Regions from separate parts of the Homo sapiens genome. Here regions 2 and 3 are each linked to region 1. A link is a loop called in an ENCODE intact Hi-C map of the cell type or tissue named here. Cell type or tissue: endothelial cell of umbilical vein. All regions are shown on one strand.

Evidence for each region. Peaks named below come from ENCODE experiments on the same cell type or tissue, not always from the same donor. Only the 100,000 strongest peaks of a DNase experiment are listed, where the experiment ranks them.
Region 2: it touches region 1 in a loop (4-fold over the local background); 9 of 110 quality-filtered maps call a loop at or near these places.
Region 3: a loop joins it to region 1, with 5 times the contacts of the local background. A loop is called at or near these places in 7 of 110 quality-filtered maps.

Annotation. Positions count from the first base shown.
Region 1 is chr4:89,833,414-89,841,413 of GRCh38, forward strand. It overlaps SNCA (synuclein alpha), which reads right to left and starts at 3,748. Exons shown (of 6, transcript NM_000345.4): 1 at 3,549-3,748; 2 at 2,134-2,279. The coding sequence starts at 2,254. SNCA-AS1 (SNCA antisense RNA 1) reads left to right here and starts at 2,988. Exons shown (of 4, transcript NR_045481.1): 1 at 2,988-3,321; 2 at 4,848-4,993; 3 at 7,928-7,987. In endothelial cell of umbilical vein, no CTCF peak of the experiment used is centred here; DNase peaks (open chromatin) are centred at 3,808, 4,378 and 4,878; H3K4me3 peaks cover 3,293 bases; H3K27ac peaks cover 2,024 bases.
Region 2 is chr4:89,750,060-89,758,059 of GRCh38, forward strand. The region is part of intron 4 of SNCA (synuclein alpha); the gene reads right to left. Among named protein-coding and RNA genes, the nearest start is that of SNCA-AS1, 82 kb to the right of the region's middle. In endothelial cell of umbilical vein, a CTCF peak has its summit at 5,351; DNase peaks (open chromatin) are centred at 3,022 and 3,732; H3K27ac peaks cover 2,416 bases.
Region 3 is chr4:89,654,805-89,662,804 of GRCh38, forward strand. No RefSeq gene overlaps it. Among named protein-coding and RNA genes, the nearest start is that of SNCA-AS1, 180 kb to the right of the region's middle. In endothelial cell of umbilical vein, a CTCF peak has its summit at 3,317 (motif pointing right); a DNase peak (open chromatin) is centred at 3,327; H3K27ac peaks cover 498 bases.

The DNA of each region.
Region 1 (8,000 bases):
CACACTAGTTATTGTTTATGACTACCTTCACACTTCAACAGCAGAATTGAGACATAGATTTTTTTTTCTTTTTTTTAGACAGGGTATCACTCTGCCACCCAGGCTGGAGTGCAGTGGCTCGATCTCAGCTCACTGCAACCTCTGCAGTGAGCTGTATGGCTCAAGCCATCCTCCTACCTCAGCCTCCTGGGTAGCTGGCAATACACATGCATGCTACCATACCCGGCTAATTTTTGCGTTGTTTGTAGACACAGGGTTTCACCATGTGGCCCAGGCTGGTCTCAAACCCCTGGGCTCAAGTGATCCACCAGCCTCGGGCTCTCAAAGTGCTGGGATTAAAGACCTGAGCCACGGCACCTGGCCAAGACATAGATCTCATGGCTTAAAATACGTGCTATCTGATTCCTTACCCAAAATTTTGCCAATCCCTGGACTATACTATTGTGTCTTCACATGGTCATTTTTTATCTTAAATTCTGTGTGTAAGTTCAACTCTCAATTAGAACTCAGAATGTAACCAATAAAAAATTTATAGAATGTGCTATGTGTTAAATGCCATGAGAGACATTGAAAATGATTTCAATGAACAGTTAAAAGGTAACTAAGTCAAAGAAACTTGTGCTTGCAGAACTTGGAAATCTGAGGACAAACGGAAAGATATTGATAAACTGCATGTCACTGATTCAGTATTCCAAATTCCATCTAAAAAGGTATAATTCACACTTCATAAAATATTTAAAATTAACTCATCAATTTTTTCCTCTTGTAACACCCTATTTCAATGACTTTCTGAAAATATGTTTTAAGGTAGAAAAAAAGTAATTTAATTGAAGATTTGTGGGAAGATTAAGTCAACATAAGAAAAGTCTAAATAATGAGGCAGTGGCACATGCCTATAATCCTGGCTACTCAGGAGGCTGAGGTGGGGGCATGACTTGAGCCCAGGAATTCAAGGATGCAGTGAGCTATGATAGCATCACTGCAGTCCAGCCTGGGCGACAGAGCAAGGCCCTGACTCTAAAAACTGAAAATAAAAAACTGAAAAAAAAATGTGTTGTGAACTTTGATGAGATGCATTCATATAAATCATCCCAAGTATAAAATTTCCCCCACTGATCTATGTTGAAGAGATAGTGTAGCTTTCTTTCACTTTGCAGACATAGACGGAGCACATGTTTCAGCTAGGCAACTCAATGTGGTCATCCTCCACCTGACTGTTCATCCTGTGACTCTTACTGCTATAGTTGCCACCAGAGAATGTGAAAAAGCTCAGAGGAGAAAGAAGAGAGGAAGAATGGGCAATGTGTCTGTGTTGAGTGTGTGTGTCTATGCCTGTGGATGAGAGTGTGTGTCTATTCTTTTCCAAGGAATTCAAAGTGGTTTGTAAAATAACACTCAATTGAATACAGTTCAAGTTACAGAAAAGAGAGTCAGAGTTTGGGTGTATACCCCAAGGTGGAACTTTAGGAACAAGTAGGTAATAAGCATCAATTTCTTTATTCTTTTAGTATGTGTGTCATTTGATGGATGAACTATACAAATGTTTCTGAGAGATTAGTAGCAGCCCTCAAGCACTTTTCTCTGTCCTCAGTGTTCACAGAGACCAAATGATCACATGAAGTAACTCTATCAAAGACTAATCTGTTCTTTCCATTTTAGGGCCACAAATAGGTCTCTTTATACACATCACAGGGGCATATCAAAGTCATATTTTAAAAATCAGAATGGATTAAAATTGACAAACATTTTTCATGATGGTAAAAGAAATCACAGATCCATCAATGATTTTGATTCTTAAGAATATTCTTGATTATTTTTTAAAAGACTATGAGTTTTTAAAACTGTTCTCTGAAATAGAATTATGTAGGTACAGAAACATTCATTTTTAAAAAGTCATAAATATTAGGGCAAAATTAAAAATCTGGAAAAGCAAACAGTCGCATTTTTTACTATTAGCTCAAATACACACGTTCACATTCACCTACCTACACATACCTCTGACTCAGTCCACCTTTTTGACAAGCAATGATGCAAAAATGAATCAAGAGAGAGAACTACCAGCATTTAGAGTATTGATTATCCTAACCCATCACTCATGAACAAGCACCAAACTGACATTTGGGGTTTACCTACCTACATAGAGAACACCCTCTTTTGTCTTTCCTGCTGCTTCTGCCACACCCTGTTTGGTTTTCTCAGCAGCAGCCACAACTCCCTCCTTGGCCTTTGAAAGTCCTTTCATGAATACATCCATGGCTAATGAATTCCTTTACACCACACTGGAAAACATAAAATACACTTTGAATGAGAACTTTCGGGGAAAAATAAACAAAAAACACTGAAAAATCATGAGAAACCCTCCAAAGTGTGAGACTCTTTTAAGTGTACACTCATTTAACCATTGGACAAAGCAGACATTTTTAGCTCTGGCATTAAAAATTTAGCATCTCCCATCCATCTTGGCTAGTAAAAGTCTAGCCACCTAACCACGGATTAGGATGAATCCTCTGAGTTGTTATTACTGCATTTCAGAAGTGGAGTTGCATGAAAAGATTAACCCCTTTTTTAAATTCCCGGGGTCTAAAGGGTAACAGTATGAGTTAGAAGCATGGAAGCTGGAGGCTTAGGGTCAGGGGTATCCTTAACATGAATCCCAGAAGAAGGCTAACAGGTTGATGGTGGAAAGGCGTAGGCAACAGAACTAACTGCTCACTCGGGGTGTGGTTCAAACTCAGGCAAACAGCAGGCCCAAGTGTGATGGTTCTAATCCATCCAACATCCACCCCCGCCCTCAGCTATCTACCCTGAGCAGGCGCCGCTCACACTCGCGGGCCGTCTCCAACCCCGCGCCAGCCACCCGAGGGGGCGTTCTCAGCCTCCACCCTAGCGGACCCCGCGCCAGCACTTGTTAACCCGTTACCACCTGTTGACTTGGCCTCCTTGCACTTCCATTTCATTATTTGCCAAACGCAGCTTGCTTACTTTACAGAGAAAAACCAAGAGAGCGGGCAGACAGATTTTATGTGAGAGAAAAGTTGGATGCTCACGCTCCATGGAGCATCCTCGCGTTTCCCGGGGAAAAGCGGATCCCGGAGAAGCAGCCTAATCTCTCAGCCCTTGTGGAGAAGGGAATATCAGAAGCAGGACGAAAGCCAGGTCAAGTCTCTTTCCTTAGGCTCCCCAAAGGGACAAGTACTCACCTCCCAGAGACCTGGCCCAGCGGGTCCTCATGGCAGCACCACCCCCTCCCGGTGCCCACGACCATTCGTCTCCCATCCGGCGTTCTCCAGGATTTCCAAAGACGCCCGTTTAGATCCACAGGTACTTACCTGAGTCCCTCTGCTTCTCCACAACTCCGACTCCTCCCCGCCTCTCTCTTTTTTTAAAAAAAAAATTTAAACAATTCCCAAATAATATTTAATAGGAAAGAAGAAGGAAAAGGAGCGCACAGGAAGGGCGGAGGCGGCACCCGGGGGGGACTGTCCCCAGAGGAGGCCGCTGTGAGCCGGCGACGCGAGGCTGGGGGAGTGGGAGGCAAACCCGCTAACCTGTCGTCGAATGGCCACTCCCAGTTCTCCGCTCACGAGGGTGGAAAGGCAGAAGGCTTGAAGGCAAGGCGTGAGGGAGCGCCCAGGACGCTCTCGGAGGGGCCGGGCCGGGGTCTGCGCTGCAGCCCGCACGCACCTCACTTCCGCGTCGCGGCGCTCGGTCGCTCGCCCCCTCTCTTGGGCCCCTTCTGGTCGTCGCCGTCCTCCTCCTCCTAGTCCTCCTCCTTCTCCTTCTCCTCGGCTCTCCGCCCCCACCGCTGATTTGTCAGCGCTTCTGCCCGCCCCTCTCCCGGCGCTCGCTGCTTTCCCTGCAGCGTGCTCCTCGTCCCTATCTCGGATGGGGATGGGGCAGGGGGCGCGGGGTGAGCCATCAACTCCAGCCGCCTGCCTGGCCGCGCAAGGCGGGAAAGTGGGGGCGCTTTTGCGCCTCACGTTAAGTTTAGGGTCACGAGCACTCTTGTGGAGATCGGGAGCGGTTGGGCTAGGGATGATGCCTCTTCCTCTTTCCCCTTCCCCTCCCTTCTTGTCCCCGCCTTTCCTCTGGGTCCTCCCGGGGACCACCCCCTACCCCTCGTCAGAGTCGCCCTGGGAGAGCCGAGGGCCTGAGGGTCGACCACCAAGGGCAGAGCCTATCCCTTGGGGAGCTGCTGGAGGAGACAGGCAGCGCCGGGAGGTGGCTCACACCGCACCGCCGAGAGCGCTTTGCCCTCGCATCGCTGAAATTTAATCACGGTCACAGGTTACAACGTTAGGGGTCGCTTTAGTTCAAATATCTTCAAGGTTTTCGTTTGCTCTTAATCTAGGAAGAGCCGGAAAGGGTCCTGAGGGTGAAAGGGAGACTACTAAGGAAGAGTCACAGGTTGAGGAGGCAGGAGAAGGCTCAGCAAATCCTCTTTCCACGCCACTATCACCATTTTCCTTTCCACCAATCAGCGCCTGCCAGACGCTGATTTTCCCATCAGTGGAACAAGGAATAAATATTCCCCAGCCGTCTAAAACAAGCGGTCCTAAGGCTTTTCGCTCTAGAAATGGGACTTACTTTGCAGACCTCCCTTTATCTGGGAGACAAATCCAGCGTGATTTAGCCTACCGGACCATCATATCCAATTTCTTCTTCAGCCCCTTCTGAAAGGGAGATGCTACACACCACTCACCTTTCTGACTTCTGATTCTCGTTGCCCTCAGAATTGACACCCCCTTTTCTCTCCCCCCACCCACCACACGCACATGCACACAGACATACACACGCGAACTTCAAGACAATTTTTGCATCGCTTAACACATTTTCACCTCTTTCAGAGCTGGAAGACAGCTGTTCCTGGATCACACCAGAATGGAGAAGCAAGCTCCTCCCACTAGCAGAAAGCCTTTGCTTTCTGTGCCTGGATTCGGAAGATTAGTTAAGCACTGGAAGAGGAGGGGGGAAACAACAACTCGTTTTTGCTGTATGTTTTTTTTTTAATTGTTTTTATATTTATAGAAAGTTATGCTTTGTCTGATTCTTGCGCTAATTTGGGTTCTGAAATTTGAGTAAAATCAAATTTAAACATACAAAACAACTTTAAAACCACAAGGAACAGGAAGCAAATGATTATACATAAAAGACATATAGAAGATAATGCATATGTGTTCAGTGGAAAATAGAAAAGCATGAAAGTAAGATCACAAATATTTATTATTTAAACTCTTCCTTGAACTATTGGTCTGCCCTTTGGAAAAGCAGACTTTCCTTAATGCAGTAGCTCATATTAATATTTTTTGTTTGCTTAGGACCAGAGCAAGAAGGTTGGACTTGGGAGCTAGTTTGCTGTCTGGCTTTGAGACCTTGAACAAGTTTTGTTCTCCTTCTGTTTCCAGTTTTCTTTTTTGTAAATTAGGAGATTAACTCATGTGATCACTCTATTTTCAACTTTTTGTTATGGGAAATATTCAAACATATGCAAAAGTAGACAGAATAAAGGACTCTCATGTGAAGATCATCCAACTTTTACATTTTTTCAATGCATGGCTGATCATGTCTCATCCATAAGTCCACTCACTTTATCACTACCAATCCTCCCTCTTTTTTTTTTTTTTTTACCAAATTCAAGCTTTATATATATCTTTTCAGCTGTAAACATTCAGTATGCATCCACAAAATTTAAGGACTGTTTAAAAATAACCACAATATCATTAGATGATTCTTTAAAATTGCAGTGTAATTTACACCTAGGGAAATGCTCAGATGTTGTGTCCCTTTAAATCAGTTTTGAAAAAGCCATGCATTAGTGTAACCCACACTATTTTGAAGACACAGGACATTTTCATCATTCCAGACAGTTACCTTGTACCTTCATGTGCATATTCTAGAATGTCATAAAGATCTAATCACGTAGTATAAACTTTGTTTTATATTTGTCTGACTTCTTTTACTCAGTATAATATTTGTGAGGTTCGTTCATGTCGTTGCATGAATGGGTGTTTTGTTTTTTATTGCTTTTTGTTGTTTCTTTTTACTACTGTTAATAGTATAAGTTTTCCATTGTGCCTCTTTACAACTAGTATCTCAATAGAGTATTACAACAATTATTTAATATATTATTTCACATGACATATTTATAGTATAACCATGACCTCCTTGAGACCTAGTGCTTTAAGTCAAAGAGGTAAATAAAATGAGATATTTTAGGTCTCATTACAACAGACCAATGTGAGAGAATTATTTCTGGACAGTTGCACTTCTTATAAACGTTTAACATGATTCCAAACTTTTATTTGGTAATTTGTTAGTCCTTTGGCAAAGGACTAATGTACTATGTTATTTAGTCATAACAAGCAGATCAATTACATTTTATGTAACTTTTATAGACAGAGAAACTGAGCTCCAAGAGTTTTGGTGATATGCTGAGATCACCTAGCTATTTTAAGTGGCAGAGCTGAGACAATTTAGCAGAAACTGTTACAGAAGGCACAATTGTCTCCTGAATTAGCAGTTTGTGTCTGAAGCCTCACAGATTGGGTGTGGTAAAGAGTGAGAAGGAAAAAGGTAGAACCCAGCTGTGTTAGAAATAGCCTTCAAATTTGGATGTGACAATGGAAATCAAGAAGAACTTATGTTATTATGAAACAGTTCATTCATATTTAAAGTTTTGCCTTTTCTATATTGGTATTCCTCAATAGGGGGAGATGATTTCTTACTACCTACAAAAAAAGAAAACTGTAAACTAATTTCGTTGTCATTTTGAATTACAACTATATGTTTAACTCTTGTCACTCCTTAAAATGCCTTGAACACAGTAAACATCCAATGAACTTTTAATTACACATAATATTGATAGTGATATTGCATATGTTCTAGGTCTGTATTCTTAAGGAGGGAAAGCTGCTCAAGTACAAAGAAGGGAACTAGAAGTTAAAATAAAGTTTTTTTAATTTTTCTTTTCATTATTGATGGACAGCATGGTCTTCAGTAAATCTTTAGCCTCTCTGAATATAACGTTAAACTAATTGAATGGCTTGTACCTCATAAGAAATATGAAGTTATGAAGTAATAACATATTTGGAAGCATTACTAACATGCATATTCTGTTCATAACTACAATATTCATGTTTTGTTTTCTCTTTGCTAAGTGAAATATAAATATTTTACCAGACCATAATAGGATTCTTTTATCTGGATTTAATTCATTAATTTTGCTATAGATTAACATTCTATGAAATATATGCTTAACCTAGACTTTGTTTACCCCCATAGAACAACTGAATTTTTAGGTATGGTATGTGGTAAACTTGTGCTATAGCAAAGACAGCAGAGTAGAATGGCATGAAAATAAAGATGCTGCCCATTAACAATTGATTAAAGAGAGGACTGATTTAATGTGTTTAAGTTAAGAAAATACAACGTTTATTATCTTTGGATAATATTCCGTATTTGTTGTGAACACAAGGGGTGATGTAATGTTGATGCTGGAGCCACCTGCTTCTTATTCTCTATCTGCACCTTCCTCTCACCTTCTGTAAACCTGTGAGAGAGACGAGGTAGTGAGATTGCGATAGGCTTCTTGTGTAATTTCATAGTGGGTAGAGTAGAGAAAGCCTAATGCATACTGTTGGGAGATCATTATGTATGATTTTGGAAAGGGGGTGAGCATGAGATGGGGGAATAGGGTTACTCTGAAGAAATGGGAAGAGCAATCAAGGAGAAGCATAGTATTCAGATTCTCTAATTTGACCCCATGGCCAACTTCATATTGTTTCCACTAGATATCATTTTAAATATTCCTGTGGTTTCGTGGTCCTAAGAATATGAAGGCATGCAAGATTCCAAGATTAAAGATGTTAAAGCCAGATAGAAAAGATATTTAAATATTTCAAAATCTAACAAGTTCAAATGACTTTAGTTTTAGAAAGAAAAAAACACATTAATGAGCCCAAGAAATACACGCAACTCTGCAACTCTGGTGAGCATGATAG
Region 2 (8,000 bases), 83 kb before region 1:
TTAAAAGTTTCTTTTTTGTTTGTTTGTTTGTTTGAGATGGAGTCTCCCTCTGTAGCCCAGGCTGGAGTGCAGTGGCAGGATCTCGGCTCACTGCAACCTCTGCCTCCCGGGTTCAAGTGACTCTCGTGCCTCAGCCTCCAGAGTAGCCAGGATTACAGGCGCATGCCACCACATCCCACTTTTTTTTTTTTTTGTATTTTTAGTAGAGACAAGGTTTCACCATGTTGGCCAGGGTGGTCTCAAACTACTGATCTCAAGTAATTGGCCAGCCTTGGCGTCCCAAAGTGCAAGACTGCAGGCTTGAGCCACCACGCTCCACCAAAAGTTTCTTAGCACTCATTCTCATGAGAAAAATTGCTGAAAACTTGGCAATAAAGAAACAGAATGACTACATGTCCTTTAAATGTTATTTTTAAGGGGCTCAATCAATGACTATGAAGTTATCTAAGATAAAACACCAGATTTTGACATTGCCATTAACTTTTTTATTAGAGCCCCCAGATCTACAGGTTATATGTGCAGATGTGCAGTGGCTGCTTTATTTCCCTTTTCAAGAGCTTTTCTTATACAGCATCTATCCACTCTCCTATAGAGATGAAGTTAACTCCCTTGACAACTATCACTTGTCCCCAATCCCCACCCTTCCACTTGACATACAAACCCAAAGAGATTCATGCTCATTTATGCTCAGTAGAAAACATAATTCCATAGGTTACTGCTATTATTAATCAAATATTTACTAGATTTATATCTATTAGTCAATTCTCTTTAGAATTTCTTTGACTGTTTCTATAAATCTTTATTCCTCAGATATTCCTTTAAACCAGTCTTACCAGCTTATTGGCTCCACTACTAATTAATTAGTTGAATAAAATCTTTGAAATGTGTTTATGTTTGTATAAAAACCATCTTCTTTACTTTTCAAAAACTATACTTGAGCACACTGTGAAAAGATAAATTGCTAGGTTCAACTGAGGAACTGAATAATTTTTTCCTCTTTTAGTTTTAACATTCTACACAATCTAAATTATTTTAAAACTCAGAAAATGCTTTAAGCTCATATTTATAGACTTCCCAAGTAGTACAATCTGTTAACTGAGGTAGGTAAGTAAACGTCCTTGAAAACTTCCATAAATGATGGTGAATAAATTAAAAAGGTGGAAACAATTTTCCAGGTCTCTGAGCCATATTCAATATAATGAATCCTGAATAGGAGTTCAATGAAAAGATTAGGTAGATTTTTTTTAAAAAAAACCCATATCCCATGGGATCCTGCTGTAAGGTACTTTTATAAATTATACTGATTATACTGTCTCATTTCTCTGTCTATTTGCCATGTGTTATATACTTTGGTGATCTTTGAGAAAGCATTTAACCTATTACAGGCATTTTTTTCCCCTAAAGTACAAGTAGGTAGGTCAAAAGAACAGCAAGGACAATGTCTATCCACCCAATCTGGTGGCCTCCGAAGGACAAAAGCCAGAGTTAATCTAAAGCAATCAAGGAGTCTGACCACCATGGAAGCCCTGAGGAAGTGGCTGCTGTATTTCCCTTTTCAAGAGCTTTTCGTATACAGCGTCTATCCACTCTCCTATAGAGATGAAGTTAACTCCCTAGACAACTATCACCTGTCCCCAATCCCCACCCCTCCACTTGACATACAAACCCAAAGAGATTAATTAACATTTGTTCCAGGAAGAGACACAGACAAAAACATCCGATATTGGAATATTCCTTCGTGAATAAATATAAAACTTATGGAGAGGGAGGAAGATATTTTGAAAGGAAAAAAATCATTGGACTTTATTGCTCAAAGCCAAAAGAAATTGTTTTTTGTGGCAAAAGTAAAACAAGGTAATTTTGTACTGTGTGCTGTATTTCTGGCAATTATCTGTTATCTTAAGAGGCTTATATAGAAAGAACAATTGTACCTACTTTCACAGCATGCTCTGAGGATCTAAGGACCCTCAACAAATAGTTTTCATGCTACAAGCAGGCACTTATTTAGGCACAAATAGGATGGGATTCTTTTTTTAACTGTAGTATAAATAATTTTATATAATACAGTTATATAGGCTTTTTTAAACAAAATACAGTCAGATTTTAAATCTCTCTATTCTAAGATAGACACTTCACAATTTAAATTCAAGACTCCTTGTTTCTTGAAGACATCTATGAAAGCAAATGTTTTTGAGAACTTGGCTGAATCTGAGTCCATTCCGATTAGCAGATTCCACATTCACTTTTGAGCCATGACTTAGAAGCTATCAAGACATTATGTAGCAACCTTTTTCTCAGTATTCCAGGAAAATAAAAATGTGCATGCATTAACTCAATAGGTATTCAGATGTTTCCCATTAGTAAGTTGTGACCATGCAATAAAAACCATGCTCACCAATATTCCCCAATAAACTTCAAGATTTGTAAGCTCATGCATACCCACATTTATGTTAAAATTTGAAATAATGAAATATTTTTGCATTGTGAAAAATAGATATATATGCATTTTGTGACCAAAACCATCACCACAGTTCCATTGCTGTTGTTGTTCTTCTTCTTATTATTATTATTATTATTTTTGGTTTGTTTGTATCTGGCACATTTGGGGTTATAAATCACAAATAACATAAATAAGATAATGTTAATCTCCTTCTTACAAAATCCAATGGCTTCCCACAAGTCTATATATAATATGCAAATTTCTTACTATAGCTTATAAGATCTGGAATAATTTTTCCTATCTCCAGCCTTCACCTCTTCTCACATTCATCATATTCTAGCTAATCAGGACTCTTTTATGTCATAAAATATGCTAGATTTGCACACCCTTAAAGCCTTCATATACGAGTTTGTTCTGCCTTGGATACCTCTGTTCCACATTCCCGAACATTCTCTCTCTCATCACACAGCTGGACCCTTTCACCCTCCTGATCTCAATTGAAATGTGACCTTCCTGTATAAACTTTCCATGAGCTGGCTTGTCTGACTGAACCCAAATGGCTAATGGATTTTCTTTCCCGTTACATGCTCTCTAATTTATGATGCTTTGCTTGGGGGGAAAATGAGAGGTGGGAGTCTGTTTACGGAACATGGAAGTCCTTTTGCAGAGGTACAAGAGTGGAAATGGCTGTTCCCCAGCCTGGCTCTCTGAGTCAGACCTGACATCCACAGAGAGAGCACTGCAGTAACTGCAAACGCTTCTGTTTTGATTGTGGTAATTGGAACAATCAGGGCACAAACTGCAAGGTCACTGGCAAGGGTAGCAGCAGGCATGATTCCTCCCTTAGTAATTTTAAAGCAGCAGATTTCAAAAGGGAAAACCAAGCAGATGAAAGTGAGCAGATTTGTTCTTCAGCACATGTGAGATACCCTTGGAGATGCCAATAAATCACTGGAGAGACTGTGAAGGAGGCTTAGGCCCTGCAGATGAAGTTAGTGATGGAGGGAAATCGTGTTTATCCTCGGGCTGTCAGGTCTGAAATACCTGGGTTAAGTAAATGGCCTCTGGGATGGTCACAGTCGGCAATTATTAGCAGTTACAGATCCATCTCTATGCCAAAACAGATAACAGCATCCAGGAATTATCCAAAGTCACAAATCAGTGTCAGTGTCTTGTCACTCACCCACGTAGTGCTTTTCCCTTCCTCCTAGTTACTTAATGGATAAGGGCACATTGTCAAATAAACAAACAAGTGAGGATAAATGTTGCTCCGAAATTTAAGGTGAATCATTAGTCAGACTTGGTATCGTCATGGAATTTGGTCTGTTTTCTAACTAGCTTTATTTTAGCACAGCCATAAATCTGGCTGTAATTGTCTTTAACTCCGATGACTCATACATCTAAGCATTTCATTTAACTTTCAACCGTGAAAAATTCCAACTGATTTGGCAATATGAATGTGCTCTTACATGCATATGATCATATGATGCTGTCAGTACAACATCTGTTTTTGTTCTTGGGATGTTGATGGACTATCATGAACCATCTTATAACTTTCCCAGTCCCCTTTAAGTCCAAGAGGATACAACTGAGAAGGCAGGTAGAGTTTTTGGTCAGTGGCTAGGTTTTTCCTGAATATCAAACAAATTGCCTGGTATGAGAATTTAACAGAATATGACCACAATTTTTTTAACAGATTTATCTACTTGAAACATCGCCTCAGTCAATGAAGAAACTTATGTTCTATAACTAATAATAAAAGATCATTTGTAACTGAAATATGACAAATTGCTGTTTTAATCATGAGGATTACCATTTAGAACAGCTAGGTAAACATTTACTTTTTAATCCGGAAATAAGTTAAAGCAAATAATAAAAATTTATATTTAAATCACACAACATGTTTTATCATGAATAATAAATGTTTTTAAAGTTTAAAAATGTACTTGTTACCTTGTGGGTATTCCTGAACATGATTAGGATTTTTATTTCTCCAAGTATTTTTATTCACTCACAGAATCAAAATGTCAAGGCTATATAAGTTTTCATCAAGTGCTAATTTAGCATCTAAGTTTTTATTAATTAATTTGTAAAGGAAATAATAATGAGAGTCAAAGGAAGAAGCATCTCCTGTGGTGAGCTCCATTTCCAGATTCCAACGAAACCATTAAAATATTTATGGCACTGAGGCTGAATCAGACGGGTCTTGTGTACTCTCTTGTGTGGCCATATTGTGTAGCAACAGTGGGTTTCGAATAATAAGATTCAGTCATCCATTTAGACTCCAATTGGAGCTCAGGCAACTTCAATTTGTGATTATAATGATTAACTTCAAAAAGATGCACTATTTGTAGACCTATGTTGAAACTTATGCAGTGGAACTAAAAAGCCACCTATTTTTATAATAAAAAGGCACAAATACGCAAATGCAAAAGAAATTCATTGGAAAATCTTGAACGTTTCAAATATAATTATCACAAATGCAAATATAAAATAACAATATGTTTGTTAATATTATACTTTCATTTAATCAGTTCTTCTAAGTAAGGCAAATATATGAATTTTTTAATATACAAAAATACCCCCCCAAAACTCCATTAAGTATATCTATATGACCATTGGGTAAGATTTTTTATGATTATTAGTATGGGAAAATTGTGACTGTTTAGATATATTAAATATATTAAGTAATATATTTAATGATTTAAGATTGTTAAATAATTTATATTAAAATTGAAACCTCATTTTGCCAGTATTAAAAATTTCAAAATTTAAATACATATGACACCAATGCATACAATGTTACTTTGTCCTGAACATAAGTTTTAAAAGAATTTAAGTTTAAATATTCTCCTAAATGCTTTGTGAGACTTAAGATAAAAAACAGTTCCTCAGAACTCCTGACAAAGGGGGGCAGTAAAGAAGCAAAAAGATTTTTATGGAGTTCAGGGAAAGCTGAAAGGCCTTTGTGTACATTCCCTATTTTCTAAACAGTAAATGATGGATTGCATTTTAGGCAGACTACAAAATTGCTAAAATTAAATGTTGGGATGGAAATGTGGAATGCAGAGTTTGCAACCCCCTTTTAATTTAATATTTTCAAAGAATTAAGAGAAATTATTATATTTTATTTTATAAAATATTATATTTAAAATTACTCAATTCTAAATGAATGTTATTGCAAACCTAGGCTTATAAGAAGAATGCATTTAGAAGCCCTAGATAACATACAATATAAAAATAATATTTGCAAATTATGCATTTGTTTTCTTTTCTTTCTTTTTTTTTTTTTTTTTGAGATGGAGTTTCGCTCATGTTGCCTAGGCTAGAATACAGTGGCACAATCTCGGCTCACTGCAACCACCGCCTCCTGGGTTCAAACGATTCTTCTGCCTCAGCCTCCCCAGTAGTTGGGATTACAGGTATGTGCCACCATGCCCGGCTAATTTTGTATTTTTAGTAGAGATGGAGTTTCTCCATGTTGGTCAAGCTGGTCTTGAACTCCCGACCTCAGGTGATCCACCCGCCTTGGCCTCCCAAAGTGCTGGGATTACAGGCCTGAGCCACCGCGCCTGGCCTGTTTTCATTTTAAGTGTAGTTGTCTAGCATTTTCAATACATTCCCCCCCGTTTGACAAATTTTATCTTGCCATTTAGCTAATGGGCAAGCAAAAAATTAAGTGGAATAATTGGACAGAACAATTATCTGGTAACCTAAACAATGGTAACATGAGATAGGTATTTTATGCATTGTTTGGACTTATAAACTATCTAGTGTTCTAATAATAGACATAATGGTTTATTCAACTAATAGCTACTGTCATCCTTAGAGGTTATTAACAACTCAAAGTAGTGAATTACATCCAACTAAAGGGTGCTTTTGTATAGACATTTGTTCTTATTGCTGGTCACTTATTCTTCAAATATCTTTTAGGCACCATTTACAAAGATGACCAGAGGTACAAAATCTGCATATATAATAGAAAGAGCCAGGTAGTCATTCAATAAAAGAAGGTATATAGTACCAGGAAAAGATTTTTATCTTAGCCTAAGGCAGTCTGAATTCTCAAGCCCAAAGCACATAAATTTGTTGGAATTATTTCAATTTCTAGTCACTAAAAATGTGACGCACATTTACACCAGTGGTTCGGTTGATTACTTCTCTTCAGCCCTAGTCTCTTAAGCACAGGTATACACACTTACAGCAATATCTCTGCATACAATATTTTTGACAGAATGAAAAAGTTAAAAATATTGATGTTTATTTCAGCGATTCTGAAATGGTTTATAAAAATTCTATGACTATAAGAAATTCATGAGGAATGCAATATATCAGGAAAGAACAATGTCATCTTTACATAAAAAGGATGCGTGTCAGTAATTTGAGAGGCTGGAATCTAGTGACAAATGTGTCACTTTTTAAGGTGTGCTTGATTCACAGCTGACAGCTTTGATTTGAAATTGCCTTTAAAACAATGTCTATGTATCAGTGCAATGAATTCTAACCAAAAGCTTGTTGGAGCTAACCACAGTACCTATATATTCAAGATGTTCATGGGAGGAATGGAAGATTTGATATTTAGGCACTGAAGGGTTGCTATGATAGTTATTATACACAATTGAGTTTAAAATGAATATATGTGTCAGTTCTATTATTAAATGTTATAAAATATGAGGGAATAATAAATGCTATGTAATTTATAAACTACAAGAAAATTTATATCAGGAAACTGCTTATTTCCTAATATATGCACTGTCTTCAGTGTCTCCAAAACTGTCAACTCTGCCAATGTGACTAGCAGATGATGAGCAGGCAGTCCGTGTGATATTATCAATTACATAGTCAGAAATCTGAGTCTTTCTTTCACCTTATGAGCTGTTTAGGAAGAAGGTGTATATGTGTGTAACAGGGAGCAAGAGGAGATTAACTTGTAAGCCATTATCTGATGCAAAGGCAGACATTTACTAAGTCATCTGTGAAGAGATGGTTCGATAATAGCTAAGCATTCATATAAATCTTCAGGGACTCGAATTCTCTCAAGTGTGACAGAATACTCCTCTCAACTGCCAGCGCTCCTGTTGTAAAAAATCACATTTGGCAAAGGGCTCTGGTGTTTTGAGTTCTGCTCAGTGACAGGTTTGTTTTAAGTAAGATTAATACTGAGGACAATAAAATGACCTTCAATTAAGACTCCTTTTAAATTTTGTCTACCTGATTTCCACTATGGTTCGTGTCTAGCTGTACTCTATCTAAGAATGATCTTTAAAACATTCAGGATTATGAGAGAGATATCTAGGAAGTCATAGGAAATAACCACTATTCAATGCTGTTCTGTACACCATTAGTAAACCATAAGAGAGGACAAACATTTATCCAAGAAAGAGACTATTACATAGCCACCAGGACCCAATATGGATTCAGCACAATTGAGCAATACATGTAACAGATTTGTGGTGAAAAACAGGTGCTGCTCAATTGCTTAGTCTAAAATTCTCCCTCAATTCCTTCCCATCACCTAATTTGTTTGACATCTAGTCTTTTTACATTATAATATAGTATA
Region 3 (8,000 bases), 180 kb before region 1:
GTCAATTACAAGCATAATTGTGTAGATTTCTGCCTCCCTCAAATTCTAAGTGTTTAACCAGGATAATTTATTCTTATATTTAAAATAGACATTTAAAGTAAACATGACAGGCAGGCCGGGTGGCTCTCACCTATAATGCCAGCACTTTGGAAGGCGAAAGCGGGCAGATTGCTTGAGGTCAGGAGTTTGAGACCAGCCTGGCCAACATGGTGAAACCCCATCTCTACTAAAAATACAAAAATAAAAATAAAAAAATAAGTTGGGCATGGCGGTGCATGCCTGTAGTCCCAGCTACTCAGGGGACTGAAGCATGAGAATTGCTTGAAAGAGGCTGCAGTGAGCTGAGATCACGCCACTGCACTGCAGCCTGGGCAACAGAGTGAGACTCTGTATCAAAAAAAACCAAATTAATTAAAAAAATAAAGATGACAATTCAGAATTTGAAAAAACACATCATATATCAAAAACCTAGAACAAAATAGTATGTAGTAGATTGTTTACAAAAATTAGTTCCCATGCTGTTACATGTCTAAAAACTGGCAAAGGGTGGCTACAGCGTTAATATGAGTCATTAATTAAAGTTTGTAGCACTATATGATACCAATAATGACAACAATAACATTACCTCTACTAGGAAGACACTAAGAGAAGGAGGAAAAAGGGAAAGAAGAAGAAGAAAAAAAAACAAGTAGAAATAGCCGGGTTAACTGTTAGTCACTTTCAAAAAATAATTTTGGATTTTTCTAAATGGTTTTCATCTAATACTTTGCCTTCTGTATTACTGGTACACAATTAGATCAATATGGAATTTTGGGGTTGTATTATTCTTCTCGGGCTGCCATAACAAAATATCATAGATGAGTGGCTTAAATATGACATTAATTTTCTCATAGTTATGAGGACTGGGAGTCCAAGATCAAGGTGCCTGCAGGGATGCTTTCTGGTGAGGATTTTCTCCTTGGCTCATAAGCAGTCACCTTCTCTCTGTGTCTTCACAGGACCTTTCCTTTGTGCACATGAAGAGAGAGAACGCTGGTGTCTCCTCTACTTATAAGGACGTCAGTCCTATTGCATGCCACCCTTATGACCTCATTTAACCTTAATTACCTCCTTCAAGACCATATCTCCAAATGCATTAACATTGGGGGTTATGAATATGAACTTTAGGGGCACACAATTCAGTTTATAACAGGGATAGACAGCAGAAAGGGGGGTCATAGGTGACAATTTAGTTACTGCAAAATTAAGGAAACTAGTTAGACATGAATATAGTTTCTCTAATGCACAATTATTTACCAACCTCCTGTTCTCACAAAGGACTATTATTTAAAGGCTTGTCACATATTGTTTTGTTTCATTGTATCATTTGCAAATAATAGGCCCTTTAAATTTTCATTTTTAATTTAACTTGAGAAAATTAATTAACTTAAGAGAAATTAGAATGTCAGTAAGGAATTTCTCATTGGCTTCCCATAGCTGACACCAACATTTGCAAAATGACCTTTTTCTCCCGCATTTTAAAATGATAATTTCCATTGGTGTTTATTACCTTTATCTCCAAAAGCTGTGGTGCTATTACACACTGCCAGTCAAAAGCTCTCATTGCCGTATGGAAAATGTTTGATTTTAATGAAAAACCTGGATAATCGTTATTGGATGACTTAGCTTGACTAGTGACAGTAGCAGCTTCATATCACTTGAGATAGTGTTTTTCTGGACCAACTTTGATTTTAAGTTGTCTGTGAGGGCTCTTTAACCTGGGTGGCAAATATTGTGCATGAATCATAGGTGTGCAGCTCAGCCCCCATGGACTCCACTGCTATACTCTATGCTGTTGACTGCTAAGTCTCAGTTTCTACTACTTGGGAGATTTTCTTCCTTGGAAGAGAAAATTGAGTCTTGACTGTTCTACACCCATTTTCTATCCCCTCATGCATTTAATAAAATTTGTATCCAGCGTTTGATGAAGATGTAGTTATTATAGTAGTTCAATTATTTCTCCTCCTACATATTAGTGTTTACTGCATATTTTACTCAACTTTAACAGCAAACTGAACTTTATCACCATCTTAATTAGCCCGAAATTATGAAATGATTTTCTTCTTCAAATATTGATTTGTGTCTGTAATGTAGACTGAGTGATCAGAATGATCAATGTTCAACTCAAGCAGCTGATATTTTTAATATTCTGTTTTCCCATAGAATTATTACACACAACCCTGATGATTATGAGCTGAGGGAAAAGGTTTTTAAAATTTTTTTAAATTAATCCATTATTGTGATGCCTTAAATTAAATTATTTTGAAAATAAAATTAAGTTTTGCCTTATTAGAAACTGAGATTTAAAACATTTATGTTAAAAGCAATATTGAGTCTTTGAGATTCTCTAATCTGAAATTTATTTGATTAATTGCTAATCAGTTTTAGATGGATCTAAAACTCTGCAGCTGATTATGTCTGGAGATTGTAATGAGGAATTGTAATATGGTTGCCTAGAAACTGTATTATTGACAAACTGAAATATTAAGGTCTCCATAATTTTAAGATTCAGTGAACAATGAAAGTGCCTGTGGGGGCTGCAGACCCCAGGAAGATAATTATCAGGGGGTTGAATCTGAGACTGTCAGCCAAACTCAGATCCAATTGAGATATAATAAACCTGTCTTGTAAATATTTACTGACATGATTTTTATAGGAAAGTTACCATTATATTCTAAAGCTTTAATACACTAACATATAAATTAAACTTTTATTTGGGATATGCCATTTTCGTCTAACTTAGCTGTTTTCTTTATGTTAGTATTGAAATCAATTCATAGCCTCAGCCATGCAGCCTGATGCTTCCTTCTTGTTACTGAGCCCTATACTGACAAATATACCAAGCAACTAACAGCCCCACCATTCTCCTAGGAGGAACAAGTCATTAATGATGGTGGCAGTAAAGATTCTATGTCCTGCTACCTTATTTTGTTAGAAGCTAAAGTATTTCTTCTTATGTTGCAATAATATAAAAGACTATTTGGTGCCTTTAATTTATTACATTTCAATACAAAATTTTTCTACTAAAAAAAATACTTTAAAAAAAAGTTGGAGAAAGCTAATGAGCTTCAAGTCCTGGAGTTCTCAGTCACTGATAAAGATAATACCATTATTGAATTGAAACAGCTGTGTGATTTAGATCAGGGGTCAGCTTTTAGCTCTTCACTCAGCTCTCATATGAGGGTGAAAAGAAGAGAATGGAATTAGGCGTGATGTGAGTTCCCACCAACACAAATTTTGCTTGATTCTGTCCTTTTAACGACAATTGAACCAGTAGATGGCACTATGTATTTCAGTGAAAACAGTAGACTTTCAGTGCCATAGAAATAAGCAATTAATTGCTGAATGTGAAAATGAGTGAAATGCTTCACATCTGATTGTGAGTTTCCCCCAGTTGATTTGTATTCAAATACCTTAAAGGAACATACAGTCAACACAGATTTCCTTATTTAAGAATGAAGAAGCATACTTGCTTCTGGGACTTTGTGTATGTTTTTAAAATAATGATGTACAGAAAGACAATACATTTAAAAATGTTAATTTGAGTGTTCTGTTCTTAGCATTGCAAATCTAAAGTACATGTATATACATGTATTTGTGTACAATATAGTTTTAAATATAATTAAGTCACTTTTATATAAATAGAAAATTGTTTTCCAAATGCATCAGCCAAGACAACCATTTTTGGAAACAAGACAAAGATCTTTGCAGACCAGAAATGGAACTGAAACAGTGCTAAATGAGACAGAACATTCAGCTTGCCAGGATGTGGGGCCAGAAGTGAGCCTTTGCCACCAAAAAATGTTGATCCTATGGGATGATGGAAACTAAATCCATCTCCGGTGGGATAGGGGACAGAGCCCTCTTCACTGTTTAACACCAAAGTCTTTCATTTAGGGGGAAGAAAACTCTGGAAAGGTCCCTGCTGCACTGGCTGGAGGAGGAGGAAGTAGGCGGAAGCTTCTCAGTTACCACCTGAGTGAAACTGCCTACTAGTTCAATGACTAGTCTGAGATATTGTTAACATCAGTCACTGAGGCACGGGAACTCAAAATCACCAGTTCTGCACTGGTTCCTAGGCAGAAGTAACTGTAAAACTTCTGCTGGAGACTGGAGGGATGAAATTGAAATGGAAACTTCCAGTCAATATTAGCCTGCAAACCAATATTCCTGACCATATGAGGAAAATTTAAGAAAGACAGCTAACACTAAACAATTAATAAAACATTCTATTTTAGCTTTAAAAGAGAGGAACAGAATTCAAAATTTTAATAATTATTTTCCGGATTTGATTAAGTATATAAGTCTTAATTTTGGCAATTCATTTTGAGGGCTAAGAAGGAAAAATAAAAATAAGTCTACCAGACACATCCTACTGAAACTTCAGAATATCAAAAATAAAGAAAAAAAAAAGACACCCTTAAATCTATCAGAGGAGAAAGATTTCCACAAAACAACCGTAATTAAACTAACGGTAGTCTTCTCAGGTATAACCAAGTGTGCCCCCAAACAATGATAATTTACCTTTAAAGTGCTGAGGGATGCCAGTTGTCCACCCAGGATTCTATTACACTGTATAGAGTATGCATAATTATGCTGTAAATAAGTAATTATATTTTAAGCAGGAGGGAAAGGAAAATATATTTTCAGATACACGGAAACTAAAAGAGTTTACTAACCATGCTTTTCCAGAAAGAATGACCAAAAGATGTATTATAGCAAGAAGATGAAACCTAGAGAAAAATAATAGGAAGCATGAAAAAATAGTGAATATAAAAACTGGTAAAATATGTTGGCAAATTTAATTAACTACTGATGACAAAATAAAAGATTTAGAGCTACAAAAGGTGAAACTGAAATACATGTCAATAAAAACAGATTCGTTTGGGCAGAATGGGGATTGGGGTGGTAAAGCCAAGATCCTTGCCTGCTCTGGGAGGAAGATAGGTGTAAGGAATATGTATTACAAAGTATATATCCATTTAAGGAGTGAAGAATAAAGAGGGAAAGTAGAGAAACTTTTGAAATGCATAGGAAGAAAAGTTGAAAAATGAATGGAAAGAACCCACTCAGAACAGTGACTGCCTCTAAGGACGGAGGGAAAATCACAACGCAGGGAGTGAGAGGGAGGCTTCAAGTTATGTCTTTAACTTTTACACATTAAAAGACAAAATGATACAAATTCAATATGCCAGAATGTTAATATTTGTTTGTTGAATGTGGGTAGAAGTTATATAGGCGTTCTTTATCCTATTTGCCATACTTTTCAGGTTGACTGAAGCATTGCGAAATGTAAAATAAATGCCAAGGGGGGAAAAAAAGGAAAAAAATCATCTCAATGTAAATTAATCTATTCTTCCACTTTCTTAGGCCCTGCTGCTGAAGTTTGAGATATAAAATATGTACCTAGAGCTAATATAATGGAGATCCCTGAAAAAGTTTTCCTAAAAAAATAAAAATTAAAAAAAACACACACACAATGAAATAAAAATGAGAGGTAAAATCTGCTCAATTCCTTGTGTATATTGTCAGTTTGTTTTACCTTTGAAATCCTTAGTTCCATGTTCATTTTACACTTGTTTCAACTGATTCCAGCTAATTAAGCAGATTATCTTGGGGACTGTGCTACACACACAAGTTTATCTGCCTGTGTAAGTGCAACTTGAGGACCTTTCTGCAGTGCTAAATTTGCCTTAGGAAAAAATACTGGAAGAATTGTAATTCTGTATTTGTGTGTATGTGTTTCTATAAACCACAAAATCTAATCGGACTATTTGTGGCATTTGCAAAAACACCTACGTCAGCAGTATTACTAGTGAAGACAAGTTAGCCTTCTCTCAAATTTAAGGCTTACATGATACACATGACTAGTTTAGAACATAGCAAATTTAAACCTGGGCACACTAAAAGACATTAGGGGTGACTCTTAGGTAACAGATTTTATCCCAGTACCATACACCCTCTAGTTCCGATATGAATGAGATTTTTAGAATTTCAGCTTGAGTAAAACCAATCAATAATTCTGCCATGGAGGGAAAAACTACCTTGTTTATTTTCAGAGGCAGCCACAAATTATGCTTGGACCCTAGACAAAGTGAAAAAATAACATAAAAGCTTCTAATGCCAATATGGTTTGAAAGGCCTTATGGGAAAAAATTAACTAGGATAAATAAATAAATTTTAAAAAATCAGTGGCCTGACTCAAAATGACAGATTGAGCAATGCACATTCATTCACTTTTCTGCCAGCCAATTCTACTGATGTAACAGAAAGAAAATATAATTATAGGGAATAAACCTGAAAAACAAGGATGTTTTTCAACGCTAGGCTAGAAATTGTGAAAAATTCTAGAAGCTAGAAAGTAGACAGGATCAAATGGTAAAAAAACAAAACAAAACAAAACAAAAAAAACAAGGACAGAGAAAGCTACAGCCAGAATGTACGCAGTGACAAGGTATTGGATGGGAAAGGGCAGCTTATTTCCCAGAGAAATTCCATGTTCAGAATAAACAAAAACATAAAGCAGGAAGGACGTCTAGAACAACAACCAGGATTATTCAGCAAAGGCTGCTATCAACACAGTCCTCCAATTTAAAGGGTTTACATTGTGTTAAATAGGATTTATAAAATAGGAGTTATAATTAGACATGTCCTAGATAACTTTTAGAAACCTAATGTGTTAGTTTCCTAGAACTATCATAACAAATTACCATGAACTGAGCAGCTTGAGATAACAAATTTATTCTCTAACAGTTCAGAAGGAAAGAAGTCTGAAATCAAGGTGCTGATTCACTACTGCTGCTCCCTCGGAAAGCTTTAGGGTAGGATCCTTCTTTGCCCTTTCCTTCTGGTGGTTAACCAGAAATTCTTGGCATTCCTTGACCTGCAGACACATCACTCCAATCTCTGCCTCTGTCATAACATGACATTTTCCCTGTGTGTGCCTATATTCAAAATTCCCTTTTCTTAGGATTCCAGTCATTGGATTAGGTTCTGCCCTAATTCAGTATGACCTTCTCTTAATATGATTATATCTGCAAAAACTTTTTTTTTTTCCACAGAGGGTCACATTTGCAGGTGCTAGAGATTAGGACTTGAGCCTATTTTAGGAGAAAAGTTCAACTCCTAACACCTAAGAATAAAAAAGCTCCAAAATCTTTCAGAATGACCATCACTACCAACAAAAATATAGGTTACCTGTAAAGAAACAAAAATTAAATTTGCAATAGCCTTCTCATCAACAACACAGCATAGGAGAATAAAATGGAGTCAGGTCTTCAAAGTATTGACAAGATATAGCTTTAAGCTAAAATACTATACCAAAAACAAAAACAAAAATTATTACTCAAGTTGAGGACAAAATGCATACTTTTTTTTTTGGTATGTATATCATCTAAAAGTTAGCCCGTTGGACAAATTGCCATTTCTTTGTGGACCCAATCGCCATTTCCCATCTTTTTTCCCCATATTGCCCATGTATAATTCCAGCCAATGATAAGTGGAATTTTGCCATAAGGATTATGGGAAAGTTTCTGATCTACTGATACATATGCTACTCTTCTTTTTCTCATTTTTCCAACTAGAAAGCTTGCCTAAGATCTATAATGGTATCTCTTCTGCAACTATCAGGAGAAGAAAATTGTAGACATAGTGGCCTGATATGTAGCCCTGAACCAAGTATAGCAGCCATCTACATCTAGTCTTCTAGTTACAAGAACCAAATACATTCCTATATCTAATTTACTGCTATAAGGGTATCTTAGTTGTAGGTAAAGATGTCCCTAATTAATACATTACCATTAGATCCTTTTTGAAATTACTATTTTAGAATTTACTCCCCAAAAGGAAAAGAGAATCTAAGAGAAGGATAAAATGGAAGGCAAAAAATAGTGATGAGCAAGAAATCAGTAAATGTATAGTTAACATTATGCAAGTGTTGATTGAATTATGAACAAATTAGT